Linked DNA regions of Homo sapiens: all the other regions are linked to region 1. Evidence: read pairs that join two places in POLR2A ChIA-PET (ENCODE). Cell type or tissue: OCI-LY7. All regions are shown on one strand. Links, peaks and the distances in the headings refer to the core of each region. The heading gives the core; the rest is flanking DNA.

Region 1 (6,354 bases), core at 1,733-4,232:
GATATCACACTGAGAAACAAGCTTCACAGAAGAACAAATGCTAGGAGCCAAGTAAGGGCCAGCATATGCTAACCAACTCACCCCTCCAACAGACTCCCACCTCCTTGAAAAGGACTTTATTGTTGCTCATTATCTCACCTGCCCTTGCTGCTGAGCGCCCACCTGGAGTCAAGCGCCTTCTGCCTGAGACAGCTGTTTCTGATGTCTGGGTAAAGATTGTGTAGACTTCAGCTGGGGAGAACTGGCAGGAGGAAGGATACCCTTTCTCAGTTACAGATGGCAGAGGTGAAAAATACATAAAGAAAACATGCCAACTGTTTCCAAACCACCCTTAGGTGTGTCAGCACAATGTCCACAACAACTAGGTGAAATGAAAAAAGATATAAGTCAAACATGGTTTTCACTACATAATGTCCAATACTTGGTATCACTAAAGTTGTAGCTACCCCAGACTGTCAGATTGCCTGAATTAGCCAGTATGTTCTTTACTATATATACATATAGAGAGAGAGATGGGTTTTAACCAAATCACCAGTGTCTTCCAGCACCATAGCAGGATCAATTGCTATCCGTAAGTCTTCAGATATCCCAAATGACTGGTTGATTTGGTCAAACATGAGGCTGGACTCACCCATCAATGACATGACCAACTCACCTGTGACTTTGGCTTGGTGCCGAGTCAGCCTCTGTCACAGACTAGCCACACTTAATTAAATCAGCAGTCAGAAAGATTCCATTGCTTCTCAGTTCCCTGGCCCCACGAATGGCAGAAGGCCAGAAATAGGGCCTGTGGGATTATGCATGAGCGACAGCAAATCACAGCCACCTTTTTCCTCCTTGCCTCATGTTCCCATTAGAATAGAGACAGACTTTGATTTTTATTCCCTCAACATGCTTTGCTTAAAAACCAACTGGCCATAGGAAACACTAGAAAGGAGATGGGTATTATCTTCAGGATTTCCTATTTCCCCTCTTGTATCACCTTTCTTCATTTTGGAGAAATCACCCATTCCAGTCTCCTATCCCTGAAAGCAGTGTCACCTACTCTAATGTTAATTTTACAATCATACCTCTCACTCCTTTCCCGATCCTCTTTTCCTTCCATCCAAACTACCTACTGTGTATTATCATGCATCCATCCTTTCATTTATCCATTTAGAAGATAGATACTGAGCACCTATTACGTGCTCAGATAATGCCCCATTGTGTTGGAGCTGATATGCACATAGTAATATGCTCCTTTTGAATATAATACCTTAATATAAAAGAGTGACCCAAGGGGTTGGTATTACAGGCACTATGGCAGACCCAGAGATTGAGAGTCACTATATGAGGACAGATGGGACTTTAATGACTTTCTGAAATCAAAAAAGCAGTTGATCTGTCCTCTGCTCCTTCTTTCTTTGGTTAGAAGCCTGCCATTTCTTTCCCTTGCCATTCAAACAGGACTTTGTGTAACATGAAAAGGATGAAGGTTCCCATTCTCAAGGACATTATGATTGATGGAATTCCTTGACTTACTCACCGTTATAAACTCGAATGAAGGACAGGACCATACAGAAAGTGGATTGTTCTCTTCTTCCCCTTCCAGGAAAAGCAAAAAGTACAGTGCTGCCCAGGCCAGCAGTCTCAGCCATAGCATCTGTTCATGGTGTCCTATCTGTCTTGGAACCCAACGAGTCCACCATGTGATTGATGGTGTTCCACTTGATAGGGAACGGAACAAGCAATGATTTGTCATTCACCATAAAGTACTGCTATTTCATCTGCTCCCATTCCCCGGGATGCAGCTCTGGCTGTTTGCTCTATGCATCAATTTATAGTTTATCCTAAGACTAATGATGTTGTGTTTACAAGGCAAGGTGGGGCTTTGTTTTTGTGTTCTACCAGCAGAGGATTACATTACTGATTGATCGCACACGGTTGTCTGAGGCAAAAACATTTTGAATTGATACCTGGATTTGAACTACAATCAACTTCCTCGACAATTGCCTCTTGGTGCTGAATAGATCAAGGAACTGCAGCTTTCTAATAGGGCCTCAAGGAGATTTTGACAATCCCTGTTAGAAGTGAACAGTTTGTTGAGGTGTATGGGAGGCAAATAGATCATCCAAAGGGCTGGCCTGTGGCTTTCAGGAGCCCGAGGACATGCTCTAAGACCCCACTATTCCAAACAGCTGAAACAGGCAGGAGCAGCCGTTTGCTGGTATATGTTGAACAATCAGTTCTCCTAAGGGGGGTGGAGGTGAGAATACACCTAATTTGTAGCATTACCAATTTCTCTGGTGTAAATATTCCTACCATGGCCAATTTCAAGCTACCAACGTGATGTCACTGAACACAAATTTGGGAAGGGAGGCATAACATTGGCTCTCATGAGCTGGTACTAGGTAGCTCCAACACACTACTCAACAAGGACTAGTATTTATTTATTATATACAGTCCTGTTCTAGGAAATTTTTTTTCTGATGAGAAAATTAGGGTCCAGAGAAGGTATGCAAGTTACCCAAGATCACACAGTGATAAAGTTGAGTCTTCTCATGCAGTAGCTACACTCTTTTTGTTATCTCCTGTAGTCCAGAGTGTAGAACTAGCAGGTGGTAGGGCCAGCTGGTTAACCCCGGGGTCTGATTTCAAGGCCTATCTATGCTCCTTCTGTACACCATGTTGCTGCCTCAAAGAATGGTAGGATTCAGGCTGTCCACTTTTGTCTACACTTCTGCCATTTAAGCCTGGTCAGTTCTGCTCTTGCCCAACTTGCTTTGATGGGGAAATTCAAGTCTGCCTCTGTACTCATCTGCTAATTTCTCTCAGCCCCAGTAACTCTAAGGAAAAGGATATAAGTTTTCATGGTGACTCCTGCCTAGAATCTGGAAAGAGACAAGATGACCCCTAGGAGATCCCAATCATAACAGTCCAAGAAGCCAATTCAACAACCAATTTACCTGGAAATCTAAATGACTTCCCCCTTGGATTTGTTTTCACCCCTTTTAATTTTCTACCCACTGTCTTTGCAAGTTCATTTCCTTCCTGAAATTCTGAAGCAAATGAGGCAGTGCTGGTAGGGGGGTGAGCACAGGGCTGGGGCAGTGACCTGCCCTGTGCTCTGTCTGGCAGACTCTGGTGCAGTGCAAAACAGCAGGGCATTAATGGCTATTAATATCCACAGAGGAAGTGCTGAAAGGCCAACCACATAATTACCATTTATTCATCATATCAACTGGTCTTCAGCTCCTTCCGGTGGCATGTCATATTGTCCTGGAGTGGGGAGTTTGGGGGGAAGCGGGGAATAAAGAGGAGGATCAGCAGCCCCTTCCCCATCACCCTCCCTCCCCTGCTGTGATGGGAATGGGGGTCAGAACGCAGGGCACTGTGGCTCTCTGAGCACAGAGGTAAACAGGAAGCTCTGGGCACAATCTGGGTGGTAGAGAGCAGTGGTCAAGGAGGGCAGCTGCCAACCAAGGGCAGCAATGCCAGGCTGTTCTACTATCTCCTTTCTTAAGAATTGAGCTCCACAGCTGCAAAGGAAGGCTGTGTGGAGCAAGCAGAGAGGGGATGAGACCAGAGACTCTGTCTGCAATTCTCAGCTCCTGAGAAGTGAGTGGATTTTGGACTGCTCATGAGTCCAAGTAATTTCCTGAGGATGCGTAAAAAGGAGGTTATCCAGCCACCCTTTCTGGCACTTGCATTTCGGGTTCCTGGGGCACCCTGCTCCTTAATCCCATCCCCTGAGAATGGAGTACTTTGGTTTCTGGGGACTCCAAATCTGGACAGGGATGGTGGGGAAGAGATTAGTGTTGTGTTTTTTCTTTCCCCCTGGTACCAGCTTGACTGGCAGCCTGGGCAAAGAAGAGCCCATTCTAAATGCTCCCCGGGGTCCAGAATGGAACTCATTACATCAAACCTGCTGGTAGCCAGCAGCTCTGCTTTGTGAGCTGTGAAACAAATGTTTATCCACCACTCAGTGTGGTTCAAAGCTATTTAAGGAGCTCAGGGTGTTGAGCTGCAGGCAAGAGCTATGTGTGCAAGGCCAGCCCTGGCACCGAGTGCAGTGGGCAGATGTGGGGACTGCAGCCTCCAGGCTCTCCAGCTGCAGGACTCAGCTGAGAGCAGAGCAGTCAGAATGAAATGGCCACTTTCTCCTCATTGCATTTTGTCTTTCATCTCCAGCCCCTTCCTGTCCTTTCTCCCATTTCCCTTTCACTTGCCTTCCACGTTTTTATCTTTTCTCTCTCTCTCTCTCTCCCCCCCCTTCGATTTTTTCTTCCTCTCTATGCCTTTCTTTCTTTTCTTTAGCCTTTCTTCATTCCCCTTTATTCTTTCATTTTCCACTTCTCTTCCCTCAGATAGGCCTGTGGCTCCCTCATTATACTGTAATATGCATTATTCTCTGTCTCAGTGATGTAATCCACAAAATGCATGGAAGAATAAAATAAAGCTAAAGTCTTTACCCGCACAAAACCACATCTAAGGAAAAGCTGGCACAGTGTGAACCTAATGTGTACTTAGGGAAGGGAGAGAGGTCAGCAACAGAGCATGCCCAGTGTAAGTTCCAGGAGCTTTTCTGGAATGACATAAGGTGCTGATAATTCCCTGTCTATACATGCCAGTGCCTCCACGCAGTAGCATCATGTGCAGTGTTTTTGTTTTTTAAAGAGCTGTGAAGATCACCAGTTATAAGTGAGAAAGCTGCGATCCGCGACACTGGTTTCCAGAGTTTGGTGGAGGTGGCTATTGAACTTGTGTATGAGTCACTTCTGTTTTAAGACAAGAGGTATTTGTGAGGATACCCAGAGAGTGCAGATGAATGAGGGAAAGTGAGGTGGCAGTCACTACCAAGGGCTCGACATCTACATTTTCAGTGATTCCTCATTGAAATGATTCCTCATTCCTTACTTTACAACTATTGTAAAGTAAGTGTTATGTTCTGACTATCTACTACTGCATAACAAACCACCCAAACAGTAGCTTAAAGCAATAACTATCTTTTATTTTGCTCTTAAATCTTGGAGTTGCCTGAGCTTGGCTAGGCAGTTCTGACTTGGGAGGGTCTGTCTCATAGTTGTAGCCAGGGAGTAGTTGGGACTGAATTTATCCTTAAAGCTTCTTCAGTACATGTCTGGAGCTTGGGCTGCAAAGACAAAGACAGCTAGGGCTCTTGGGCATCTCACTTGTTGTCTGATGTCTCTCCAGGGTAGCCAGGGATCTCACGCAGCAGCAGAAGGCTCCCAAAGCAGGTATCCTGAGAGAAACCAGCAGAAGCCAAAGGCCTTTCCTAAGCCACCCTTGGAAATTTCATAGCATTCTGTTCACTGCATCCTAATTCTTGAAGTCTGTCACACAGTTTATCTAGGACTTTCAAGGGGAGGAGACCTAGATTTTGCCTTTTGATGGAGGAGTATCAAAGAGTTTGCAGACAGGTTTTAAAACCACCACATGTTGTTAAGCTGTTTTTTTACCACCCAAGGTTCAGGTAGTTATCCAGCCCTGCTGTGAAGTATTGCAGTGGTTAAACACAGATGTTGTAGCCAGACTGCTGGGCTCAAGTACCATATTCGTCGTGTATGAGCACTGTGATGTTGGGCAAGTCACTTAATACTTTGAGAATCAGTTTTCTTGTCTGTTCAATGGTGATAATATTCCTGACTCACAAGATTGTTGTAAAGATTAAATTAATAGCTATTAAGTACTTAAAATAGAGTCTTACATCTTGTTGGCATTCTACAAGTATTTGCTATTATTATTTTTATTAGATTCCCGTTTTATAGATGAGAAAGCTGAGATGCAGAGAGAGAGAATACTGATTGGCCTCCGTCACATAACTGGGATTCGAAAACAGTCCCAACAGATTCGAAAAATCCTCTCTGAGTTCCTGATAGCAGCACCTCTTCCCTCCTATACAGAACTGCTCCCAACATTAAAATCCCTGTAAGTCTAGAATTTGGAATTTATAGGCCCCCAGGCCTTGGAAGAAGGTCCCCCAGGAGCTAAACTCTGGACTTATGACCCACCTTCACCCTAACCATTTAAGTCCAGCCACAAAGAACATGGATGGGGAAAGCAAGGTCCCTACTCTGGCCTTTTATGCACATTTTTGACCCTTAGGGGTTAAAAGGGTAGAGATGTAAGAGGAGATGGCCCAAAAATAAAGAAACAGTACCTAATGACATTTGCAGGCAAAGGAAACAATACTGGATCTGACTTCGAAAGGCAGTTTTTTGAGATGTTAAGTTTTGGTTCCTGTCTCTGTAAAGAGAACTGTACTGTGTACCACATGGTTTTTACCAGGACCATGTGAGAGCCTAAGGGTGAAAGCACCTGGTAAACCACTGGGTCCTGGCCACCAGTCAGTCA
Region 2 (6,354 bases), core at 135-2,634, 62 kb after region 1:
AAAAGTCTAACACTAGAGAAGTTTATAATCAAAGAGTAAAAATTTCCTGGTTTTGCACACCTTCCCCCCAATGCCACTCCTCAGGGATAATCACTGTGAAAAAAAAAAATGTATATATATATATATAAATATACACACACACAGAGATATACACATACATACACGCGAACACACTTTGACATATATAGATGTATAAAAATATACAAATATATATTTTAACAGTCTAGGTGTATTATATAGTAAATAATATTAATGTGTAATATATATTCTATATAAGTTTATAACTGTGCTTGTGCATATGTATATGTATATACACACATGTATATGTGTATACATGCATGTGTGTTTTTATATATTGCTTTCATACTATATATACTACGCTGCAACTTTTTCAAAATTTAATGTTGAGGGGCTTCAAGGTGGCTGACTAGAGGCATCTGGTAAACGCCTTTTCCACAAAGAAGAACCAAATAGTGAGTAGATAATCACACTTCAAATAGATCATCAAAGAGAGAGCACTGGAATTCAATATAGAAGTAACAGAAAACACTTAAAGCACGGAAAAGAGAGGGAAGCAAGGCAGACTGCTCAGTAGGATTGGCTGAGAGCCTGGAGAGGCTCTCTAATGCAGGGAAAGAGTAAGCAAGTGACCTCCAGTGATGTACATTCCAACCATGGACTCCTGCATCTTAGCTACAGGAAAACTCCTAGACCCTCGCAATCCCTGTGACTAACATAGGAAGCTGCCTAAAGACCATGTGAAGGTATTGCTCCGGAGAGGGAGCTCATACTAGGGCTCACCCTTTCCCTCATGAAGCCATAAGCAGCTACAGCAAGGTTCCATATTAAAAGCCCAGCCCCCGCAACACTGCATCCCGTCCAGGGGCCCAGTAGCCCCTGCATTTCCACATCTCTGGAGCCCAACTTATATTCCTTACCTGCAGCCACTGCTGCAGCTGGCTGCTGCCTCCAGAGCTAAAGCACTAGCCATTGGCAAAGATCCTGCTGCCACCAGCAGCAAAGTTTCCATGCATTTTCACATGCCTCAAAGACAAACTCCCCCACTTGCAGCAGCTGCTGCTGCAGGCTATAGCAGCTGGGGCCAAAGCATAAATAAAGTGCATATTTCCCAGCTGCCGGCATATGATTGCTGCCGCTGAAAGCAACACTGCCCTCACCAGTAGCAGGGCTGCAGTGCAGCTGCTGCCACACCCACCTAAACATTTTGCCTTGGGCCTGGGGATGACCTCACCCTGGCCTACCACAGACAGCATCTGCATGTACCACCAGTGGTCCTGATGACAGATTTACCTGGCCTGGTTCCATTTTTTCAGTGCCCAAATATGCCATCCAGGGGCCTGGGGACTACCCAGCCTGATCCACCATCCTTGGCACCTGAGCAGTCTTTCTGGGGGTCTGAGGGTGGGATCACCTAGCCTTCTGCTACCACCAGAGTGGCATCCCCCCCTCCCCACATGTGCCACCTCCAGGCCTGGGGACTAGGCCACCTAGCCCATCACAGCCACTGTCAACACCAGTGCAGACTGCTTAGGACCCAGAGGTTAGCGCTACCACTGCTACCTCCATCACCCATGCCACACCCACCTGCGAAGCCCACCACTGCCACTAACAGCACCTGAGTAGGCTGCCTGGAAGCCCAAGAATAAGCTGACCTGAACCTGCTAACATCCGTGCCAGAATATGCCACCCTGGATCCCAAGGACAGGCATGCTCAGCTTGCCACTGCCACTACTGGGGCCCAAGGAGAGGCCCACCTGGTATCCCCATCCCCAGAAAAACATCACTACATCCTTCGTCAACAACCACACCCTAAGCCACTGAGGAAATCACAGAAACCACTGGTGCTGTGTACAGCCAAATAAGTCACATGAAGACTACACTACTGCACATACTCAGAATCAAAGCCAAAGTGCCTTACCCAACTGAAATCATAGATATATCTTTAGGAAAAATTGTCCCCTACAAAAGCAAAATTTTAAAAAATTCAAGAAGTGACTGTTACACCAGATGCACAGATATCAACATAAGGACACAAGAAGCATAAAAAAGCAAGTAAAATATGACACTTCAAAATATGACACTTCCAAAGGAACGTAATAATTCTCCAGCAACCAGGTTCCAATCAAAAAGAAATTTATGAAATCCTGGATAAGTAAGTTAAAGTAATGATATTAAAGAAGCTCAGTAAGATAAAACAGAACACATAAAAACAATACCTCAGAAAAACAATTCAGGACATGAATGAGCAGCTTAGCAAAGAAATAAATAACATTAAAAAAAAACAAACAGAAATTCTGGAACTGAAGAATTCATTAAAAAATAAATAAATAAATAAATTTGAAAGCTTCAACAATGGAATAAGTCAAGTGGAGTAAAGAATTTCAAAACTTGAAAACATGTCTTTTGAAATAACTCAGTCAGCTAAAAGTAAAAAAAGAATAAAAAACAATGAACAAATCCTATGTGACACTTGGGACACCATAAAGCAATTAAATATATAAATATTTGGTGTCCCAGAAGGTGAAGGAAAAGGGTTAGAAAATTTATTCAATGAAATAATAGCAGAAAACTTCCCAAGCCTAGCAAGAGATTTAGACATCCAGGAAACACAGAGTTCTCCAAACAGAAACAATGCAAAAAGCCTCTGTGGGACATTATAATCAAGCTGTTAGAAGTCAGAGACAAAGAGAGAATTCTAAAAACAGCAAGAGAAAAGCAGCTAGGTCACTTATAAGGGACTCCCCATCAGACTAACAGATTTCTCAGCAAAAACATTAGAGGCCAAGAGACAATGGAATAATATATTGAAAATGCTTTAAGAAAAAAGGATATACAAAACAACCAGAAATCAATTAATAAAATGACAGGAAGAAGCCCTTACACATCAAAAATAACCTTGATTTTAAAAAGATCTAATATTATGCTGCCTACAAGAAATTAATCTTAACTATAAAGACACATACAGACTGAAAGTAAAGAAATAGAAAAAGATATTCCATGCAAACAGAAACCAAAAGCAAGCAGGAGTAACTATACTTGTATCAGATAAAAGAGAATTTAAGTCAAAAACAGTAAAGAGACAAAGAAGGTCATTATAACAACAGGACATAACAATTCTAAACATATGCACCCAACAATGGAGCATCCAGATATATAAAACATATATTATTAGATCTAAAGGGAGAGATAGGCTCTAATAAAATAGTAATTAGGGACTTCAACACCCCAGTCTAAGCATTAGACAGATTCTCTATACAGAAAATTAACTTAGAAACATTGGAATTAAACTGCACATTAGACCATGTAAACTTAACATGCATTTATAGAACATTTCATGCAATAACTACAGAATACACATTTTTCTCAACACATGGAACGTTCTTCAAAATAAACCATATACTAGGACACAAAAAAGTCTCAATAGCAAGTTTTTAAAAATCAGTCATATCAAGCAACTTATCAGATAACAATGGATTAAAACTAGAAATTAATAACGAGGAACTTGGAAAACTGTAAAAATACATGGAAATTAAACAACATTATCCTGAATAGCCACTGGGTCAATGAAGACATTAAAGAGGAAATTAAATAATTTATTGAAACTACTAAAGATTGAAACACAATATGCCAAAACCTGTGGGATACAGTAAAAGCAGTGCTAAGAGTAAAGTTTACAGCAATATATGCTTACATCAAAAAAGTTAAAAAATTATAAATAATCTAATGATGCATCTCAAGGAACTAGAAAAGCAAGAATAAAACTCAAAATTCATAGAAGAAAAAAGATCAGAACAGAAGTAAATGAAATAGAGACTAAAAAATACAAAGAGTCAACGAAACTAAAAGTTGTTTTTGAAAAGGTAAACAAAATCAGTAAACTGTTAGCTAGGCTAACCAAGAAAAAGAGAGAATACCCAAATAAACAAAATCAGAAATGAAAAAGAAGACATTACAACTGATACCACAGAAATACAAAAGATTTTCAGAGACTATTATGAACAACTACACACCACTAAACTGAAAAACCTAAGGAAAATGAATACATTCCTGAAAACAAACAACCTACCAAAGTTGAATCAGAAAGAAATGGAAAACTAGAGCAGACCAGTAAGTAATGAAATCAAAGTAGAAATAAAAAGTCTCCCAACAAAAGGATTCCCTGTTTAATAAATGGTGCTGGGAAAACTGGCTAGCCATATGCAGAAAACAGAAACTGGACCCCTTCCTTACACTTTATACAAAAATTAACTCAAGATGGATTAAAGACTTACATGTAAAGCCCAAAACCATAAAAACCCTGGAAGAAAACCTAGGCAATACCATTCAGGACATAGGCATGGACAAATATTTTATGATAAAATTACCAAAAGCAATTGCAACAAAAGCTAAAATTGACAAATGGGGTCTAATTAAACTAAAGAGCTTCTTCACAGCAAAAGAAACTATCATCAGAGGAAACAGGCAACCTACAGAATGGGAGAACATTTTTGCAATCTACCCATCTAACAAAGGTCTAATATCCAGAATTTACAAGGAACTTAAACAAATTTACAAGAAAAATACAAACAACCCCATCAAAAATTGGGCAAAGGACATGAACAGACCCTTCTCAAAAGAAGACATTTATGCAGCCAACAAACATGAAGAAAAGCTCAACATCTCTGATAATTAGAGAAATGCAAATCAAAACCACAAGGAGATACCATCTCACCCCAGTCAGAATGGCTATTATTAAAAAGTCAAGAAACAACAGATGCTGGTGAGGCTGTGGAGAAATAAAAATGCTTTTACATTGTTTGTGGGAATGTAAATTAGTTCAACCATTGTGGAAGATAGTGTGGTTATTCCTCAAGGATCTAGAACCAGAGATACCATTTGACCCAGCAATCTCATTACTGGGTATATACCCAAAGAAATAGAAATTATTCTGTTGTAAAGATACATGCACACATATGTTTATTGCAGCACTATTCACAACAGCAAAGACATGGAACCAACTCAAGTGGCCATCAATGATGGACTGGATAAAGAAAATGTGGTACATAGACACCATGGAATACTGTGCAGCCACAAAAAGGAATGAGATCATGTCCTTGCAGGGACATGGATGAAGCTGGATGCCATCATCTTCAGCAAACTAACACAGGAACAGAAAACCAAACACTGCATATTCCCACTTATAAGTGGGAGTTGAACAATGAGAACACATGGACACAGGAGGGGAACAACACACACTAGGGCCTGTTGGGGGTTGGGGGTAAGGGAAAGAAGAGCCTCAGGACAAATAGCTAATGCATGCGGGGCTTAAAACCTGGGTGACAGGATAGGTTCAACAAACTACCATGGCTCACATATACCTATATAACAAAAAAAAATGTGCACATTCTGCATATGTATCCTGGAACTCAAAGTAAAATTAAAAATAAATAAATAATTTTTAAAAAAGAGAAAATTACCATTAAAAAACAATCTCCCAACAAAGAAAAGTCCAGGACCTGATGGCTTCATTGCCAAATTCTACCAAACTTTCTAACAAGAACTAGCACCAATTCTTCTGAAATTATTCCAAAAAATTGAAGAGGAGGGAGTTCTCTCTAACTCATTCTATGAAGACCGCATTACCTTGGTACCAAAAGCAGACAATGATGCAATAAAAAACTACAGGCCAATATCACTGATGAACATACATGCAAAAATCCTCAACAAAATATTAACAAACTGAATACAACATCACCTCAAAAAGAAAATACACAATAATCAAGTAGAATTTATTTCAAAGATGCAAGAATGGTTCAAAGTTTGCAAATCATGCAAATCAATAAATGTCATACATCACGTCAGCAGAATGAAGGACAAAAAATATATGCCATCTCAAAAGGCATAGAAAAAGTATTGGATAAAATTTAGCATTGCTTCCTGATTAAAAAAAAAAAACTCTCAACAAATTAGTCATTGAAGAAACATACCTCAACATAATAAAGATCATATATGACAAATCCATAACTAACATTATACCAAATGGGGAAAAGCTGAAATCCTTTCCTCTAAGAACTGGAACAAGATAAAGATACTCACTTTCACTACTCCTATTCAACATAGTACCTGAAGTCCTAGCCAGAATAATCAGGCAAGAGAAAAAAATAAAAGGAATCCAAACTGAAGAAAAAAAAAAAGTCAAATTGTCCCTCTTTGTAGATGACATGATCGTATGTCTAGAAAACGTGAAGACTCTACCAAAAAACTTTTATATTTGATAAATTCAGCAAAGTTGTAGCATAAAAAATCAACATATGAAAATCAGTACCATTTCTATACATCAATAATGGACTAGCT
Region 3 (6,354 bases), core at 3,373-5,872, 58 kb after region 1:
GATGACTTGATTGTATATCTAGAAAATCCCATCGTCTCAGCCCAAAATCTCCTTAAGCTGATAAGCAACTTCAGCAAAGTCTCAGGATACAAAATCAATGTGCAAAAGTCACCAGCATTCTTATACACCAAGAACAGACAAACAGAGCCAAATCATGAATGAACTCCCATTCACAATTGCTTCAAAGAGAATAAAATACCTAGGAATCCAACTTACATGGGATGTGAAGGCCCTCTTCAAGAAGAACTACAAACCACTGCTCAATGAAATAAAAGAGGATACAAACAAATAGAAGAACATTCCATGCTCATGGGTAGGAAGAATCAATATCGTGAAAATGGCCACACTGCCCAAGGTAATTTATAGATTCAATGCCATCCCCATCAAGCTACCAATGACTTTCTTCACAGAATTGGAAAAAACTACTTTAAAGTTCATATGGAACCAAAAAAGAGCCCGCATTGCCAAGTCAATCCTAAGCCAAAAGAACAAAGCTGGAGGCATCACGCTACCTGACTTCAAACTACACTACAAGGCTACAGTAACCAAAACAGCATGGTACTGGTACAAAAACAAACAGAGATATAGACCAATGGAACAGAACAGAGCCCTCAGAAATAATGCCGCATATCTACAACTATCTGATCTTTGACAAACCTGACAAAAACAAGAAACGGGGAAAGGATTCCCTATTTAATAAATGGTGCTGGGAAAACTGGCTAGCCATATGTAGAAAGCTGAAACTGGATCCCTTCCTGACACCTTATACAAAAATTAATTCAAGATGGATTAAAGACTTAAATGTTAGACCTAAAACCATAAAAACCCTAGAAGAAAACCTAGGCAATACCATTCAGGACATAGGCATGGGCAAGGACTTCATGTCTAAAACACCAAAAGCAATGGCAACAAAAGCCAAAATTGACAAATGGGGTCTAATTAAACTAAAGAGCTTCTGCACAGCAAAAGAAACCACCATCAGAGTGAACAGGCAACCTGCAGAATGGGAGAAAATTTTTGCAACCTACTCATCTGACAGAGGGCTAATATCCAGAATCTACAATGAACTCAAACAAATTTACAGGAAAAAAACAAACAACCCCATCAAAAAGTGGGCAAAGGATATGAACAGACACTTCTCAAAAGAAGACATATATGCAGCCAAAAAACACATGAAAAAATGCTCATCATCACTGGCCATCAGAGAAATGCAAATCAAAACCACAATGAGATACCATCTCACACCAGTTAGAATGGCGATCATTAAAAAGTCAGGAAACAACAGGTGCTTGAGAGGATGTGGAGAAATAGGAACACTTTTACACTGTTGGTGGGACTGTAAACTAGTTCAATCATTGTGGAAGTCAGTGTGGCGATTCCTCAGGGATCTAGAAGTAGAAATACCATTTGACCCAGCCATCCCATTACTGGGTATATACCCAAAGGACTATAAATCCTGCTGCTATAAAGATACATGCACATGTATGTTTATTGCGGCACTATTCACAACAGCAAAGACTTGGAACCAACCTAAATGTCCAACAGTGATAGCCTGGATTAAGAAAATGTGGCACATATACACCATGGAATACTATGCAGCCATAAAAAATGATGAGTTCATGTCCTTTGTAGGGACATGGATGAAGCTGGAAACCATCATTCTCAGCAAACTATCACAAGGACAAAAAACCAAACACCGCATGTTCTCACTCATAGGTGGGAATTGAACAATGAGAACACATGGACACAGGAAGGGGAACATAACACACCGGGGACTGTTGTGGGGTGGGGTGAGTGGGGAGGGATAGCACTGGGAGATATACCTAATGCTAAATGATGAGTTGATGGGTGCAGCACACCAACATGGCACATGTATACATATGCAACAAATCTGCACGTTGTGCACATGTACCCTAAAACTTAAGGTGTAATAATAATAAAAAAAGAGTGTAATTCAAAATATTAAGAGAATATAGAAAACTAATATGATACTCTTGATCGAAGCATGGAAAGCAATTAATAAAACCCAACACCTACTCATGGTAAAAGCTCTAAGTGATATAGAAATGAAAATTATTTTATAAGAAAAAGTTAAAAAGAAACAGCCAACAACAGTCTTAATGAGAAATATTAAAGCTTTTCCTTCAAAGATGAAAACAAGACAAGGATGGACTTCTGTTAGAAAAACATGTACTGGAGCTTCTAGCCAGCACATTAGAGAACAAATAAAAATAAAAATTGTAAAGGGATAGTGAACACTGTCAATATTTACAGATAATATTATATTAAACATAGAAAATCCAAAAGAATATATGATAAATAATCATAATTTAAAAAATTATTGAGAAAGGTTGTTGAAAACAAGGTCAATATGTAAAAACCAAATATAAGTGTATAATACTAGCAAAGAGCTGGAAAATAGATTATTCTTTAGATATTATAACCTAGTCATAATAGCATCAGAAAATATAAAATAGTAATAAATCTGATAAAAGGTATGAAAGACTTCTACACATACATACACCCCCAAAAAACCCTATAAAACATTATTGGAAAAATTAAAAGATCTAAATTCATAAGCATTAAAAACTAAATACTGTGAAAACATCAATTATATCCAAACTGAGCTATATATTCACTTTAATATCAATCAAAATGTCAATAGTTTTTCTTTATTCCTTTTTTCTTTGTGAAATTGAAAATGTATTATTTTAAAATGTACATAAAAGCACAAATGGCCAAGAAGCTAAGACATTCCTTAAAGAAGAACAAAAAGGTAGAAGGATATACCACTAAACTATAATAATTAAGATAGTGTGACATTAGTACAATGATAGTTAAATAGACCAATGAGGTGGAAGAGAGTTTAGAAAATACCATACATGTATGGACATTGGCTTCTGAGACTGTGGAACTGTGGGAATAGGACAATCTTTTCTATAAATAATATTGGAACCCTCGGATACCCATATACAAAAAATAAACTTGACCTTTATACCAGAGCATATACAAAAATTAATTTCAGTTGGTATTCATATCTGAAAGTGAAAGCACTATAAAGATTCTATGTGATAATATAGGATATTATTTCTATGGACTTAGGAGAAAAACAGAAATTATTTAGAAGCACATAAAAGTACTAATCATGAAAGAAAAGGCTGTTAAATTAGACTACACTAAAACTAAGAACTTCAACTTATCAAAAGATACCATGAGTAGAAAAAAAAAACATGTGCTCAGACAGAGAAGTTATTTGCATCCATATAAAGTAAGCAAAGATTCAATCTAAAATATATGAAGAGCTCTTACAAATCAATAAAACACAGACAATTAATTAAAAAGTGGGTGAAAAGGGGACTTCATAAGAAAAGATATTTCAGAGGCCGGTAAACATATGAACGTGATCAACCTTATTAGTAATCAAGGAAATGAAAACTAAAACCACAATGAAACACCACTACACATCTACCAGAGTAACTGAAACTCACAAGATTGGTAATAGCAAGTGTTGGCAAGGTTGCGCAGCCACTGGAGCACTCAGACATTGTTGATGGGACTGTACGTTGGTACAATTACTTGGAAAACAGCTTGGTATTACCTGCTAAACTTAAACTTACATATATTCTATGACCCAGCAGTTTCAATCCCAAGTAAATATCCAGCAGAAATATACACATGTGCACCAAAAGACACGTACAGGCTGGGCAGGGTGGCACACGCCTGTAATCCCAGTAACCTGGGAGGCTGAGGCAGGAGAATTGCTTGAACCCAGGAGGTAGAGGTTGCACTGAGCTGAGATCACACCACTGCACTCCAGCCTAGGCGTGAGACAAAGTGAGACTCCGTCTAAAAAAAAAAAAAAATTGTGCAGGGATGTTGTTCATAGTAACATTATTTATAATAACCCCAAAGTGAAAACAATCCAAATTCTAACAGTGGAATAGACAGATGAATGGGGTATATTTGTACAGTGGTAAAGTATACAGCAATGAAAATAAACTGCTGTATGCAACGATGGGTGACTCTCATGTATATAATAGTGATCAAAATAAGTCAAATACAAAATAATATATAGTATAAGTCTATTTATATAAAGTCCCAAAATAGGCAATATTAATCTATAATCTTAGAAGCCAGAAGAAGAGTAACCTCTGGATAAAAATAAGCCTCCAGAAGTAGAAAGAGAGTAGTGAGGGGGAGGAGGGGACAAGAAGAGAGCATCTTGGATGCTAGAGGTGTTTTATTTCCCAATCTAGGTGACGGCTTCCTAGGTGTCTATTGCATGATAATTTGTGGAACTATGTAGTTTCGTGTTTTGTGTGTATTTCTGTATGAGTGTTATATTTCAATTGAAAAAACGTTTTAAAGAAAAATAAGCATAATGTCCATGATAAACTAGAAATAGTTTAAGCCCTCGGCTGCATAAGTGGATTGAAAAGGAAAGGTCAAAGGAACTTTGTGAAGGGAGGATAAATTAATGAAAACAGGGGTGTACTTCAAATAGCAAATTCACAGTAAATGGAGGTTATTTTTACAAAGTCAACTCTCAACTTCCTTTTTTTCGTTGTCTTCATAAATCATGCAAAGCGGGCTGCCTGCCTTGGCAGTTCCATACTAAAATTGCTCCACATACACATTCATGTGTCCTCCCCTATTTGAAGGTAAACAAGTCTCAGCCAAGACAAAATTGAAAAAGTTTGTAGGGTATTTCTTTTGTCTCCAGTTTCTTTCTGTAGCTTTGGTGTATTTTTTCAAGTTCACTGGGCTTGCAGTCAGAACCTCAGGTACAAGTTCAAACTAAATATCTCTTGTTTCATAGTCACTGGTCCTGGGAATAGTTACTTGACAGCTCTGAGCCTCAGTTTCCTTTTTTGCACAACAGGAAGAATACAAATGCCTGCCTCCCAGAATTGTGAACACTAAGTGACACAAAGCATACACACACACACACACACACACTTCAAACCTCAAGGTGTACACCTGAAAGGGACTGCTCTCCCTCCCCGCCCATCTCCTTGGCAATGCCCATTTCAGGTGTTAACTCTTTTAACCCTCCCCCCTGTATCATAGCAGGGAAGAATCTGATATCAGTAATTTATATTCCAAGGATTGATTGATTATTCTCCAACTGGAGCTCAGCCAGGCATTTGCATTTTATGCCTTTTATTCCTAATTGTGGCATGAAAGTCTTTTTCCCTTGTTAAAAGAATCTGAGACATCAGCAAGAAGGTGGAGAGCTCCAGGGGCAGTGAGGGGAAGCTTGAAATCACATTAGCCAGATTCTGCTGTTCTGAAGGTGAATCTGATTGAGCCCTTTTCAAGTGCCTTTTATTTTGCTGGAGATGGAGTGTAGTCAGAGGGACTGCCCCCGTTAAATGGCCCCTGCTCTGGTAGACTGGGTCAGGGAGAAGGTATGCAGTCATCTGAGGATATTGAAGTCCCAAGCCATGCAGATGATAAAAGAAAGTGAATCCCTCAGCCACTATTTTTAGGACCCAAAGCCTGCCTCACTCCAAGGGAGGGCAGCTACAGTCCTGCCCTCCTACCACCCCTTACACCTCTTCTGGTTTGAATTCAGCTCTATCTTCTCCTCCAATTCTCCTAAACTTCACCTAATCACTGCCACCCCTTCCCTCTGTCCCATGCAACCCCGAGGACTTTCAGCATCATTTTATTTCACTTTTAAAGACTGTTCCTACCTTAATCTCTCTCACCCGGTAGCCTAACGTTTATTCCTAGGCCTCGTTTATAAAGTCTACATTTGGTTATAATATTTCAGAAATATGTTTTTGTAATTTTTCTCCTTGGTTAACAAAGATGTTGCTGTCCTGAATATGTTTAAAAGAAAAAGGAAGTTGAAACAATACAGGAAACTCAAGAGGAACTGGCAGGATGAATTGGTGCAAATTGCTAAGTACACAAGGATGGCGTAAAGGAGCATATTGTCTGACCAGAAAAACCCGACTAGGTAGAGAGAGGGGAACTCTCAAGATCTTGTGTAGTCCACCAAAAAGTGTCTGAAGCTTTGACTTGGATAAATAGGTGCTGGGCTGAAACCAAGGAAGGCAGACTTTCTAAGATGGGATTCAGGTGGCTGCAAAGGGAGTTGTTTGACTCAGCATTGAGAGGCAGAATTTGGGCAGCCAGCAAGAAATGACGGAGTTAACCAGACATCCAACTAAAGGAATACTAGGTGTGAAATAAGGCAGATGAGCTTGTTGAGCCCCTGGTTTCAGAAATGAGGAGATGCACCTGTGATGGATCCATCTAACTATAGCTTGGCCTGAAGAGGAGCTCACACCAGAGAGGTTGTCTCGCACTTGAAGTGGCTGGATGAGCATGGCAGAGCAGTAA

The links. ChIA-PET counts read pairs that join two places held together with the same protein. Peaks named below come from ENCODE experiments on the same cell type or tissue, not always from the same donor. Only the 100,000 strongest peaks of a DNase experiment are listed, where the experiment ranks them.
Region 2: POLR2A ChIA-PET joins it to region 1 with 12 read pairs; 3 of 35 experiments call an interaction of 5 or more read pairs at or near these places.
Region 3: POLR2A ChIA-PET joins it to region 1 with 17 read pairs; 3 of 35 experiments call an interaction of 5 or more read pairs at or near these places.

The regions. Positions count from the first base shown.
Region 1 is chr11:115,928,135-115,934,488 of GRCh38, reverse strand. It overlaps LINC02703 (long intergenic non-protein coding RNA 2703), which reads right to left. Exons shown (of 7, transcript NR_187258.1): 3 at 1,526-1,706; 4 at 139-361. Among named protein-coding and RNA genes, the nearest start is that of LINC02703, 12 kb to the right of the region's middle. RefSeq lists enhancers at 4,756-4,895, 6,066-6,115. In OCI-LY7, for the core only: no CTCF peak of the experiment used is centred there; DNase peaks (open chromatin) are centred at 3,148 and 3,988; H3K4me3 peaks cover 1,726 bases; H3K27ac peaks cover 1,586 bases.
Region 2 is chr11:115,864,804-115,871,157 of GRCh38, reverse strand. The region is part of intron 2 of LINC02698 (long intergenic non-protein coding RNA 2698); the gene reads right to left. Among named protein-coding and RNA genes, the nearest start is that of LINC02703, 52 kb to the left of the region's middle. RefSeq lists a silencer at 1,057-1,106. In OCI-LY7, for the core only: CTCF peaks have their summits at 974 and 1,185; a DNase peak (open chromatin) is centred at 1,147.
Region 3 is chr11:115,872,160-115,878,513 of GRCh38, reverse strand. All of the region lies in intron 2 of LINC02698 (long intergenic non-protein coding RNA 2698), which reads right to left. Among named protein-coding and RNA genes, the nearest start is that of LINC02703, 44 kb to the left of the region's middle. In OCI-LY7, for the core only: no CTCF peak of the experiment used is centred there; DNase peaks (open chromatin) are centred at 4,263 and 4,583; H3K4me3 peaks cover 2,386 bases; H3K27ac peaks cover 2,500 bases.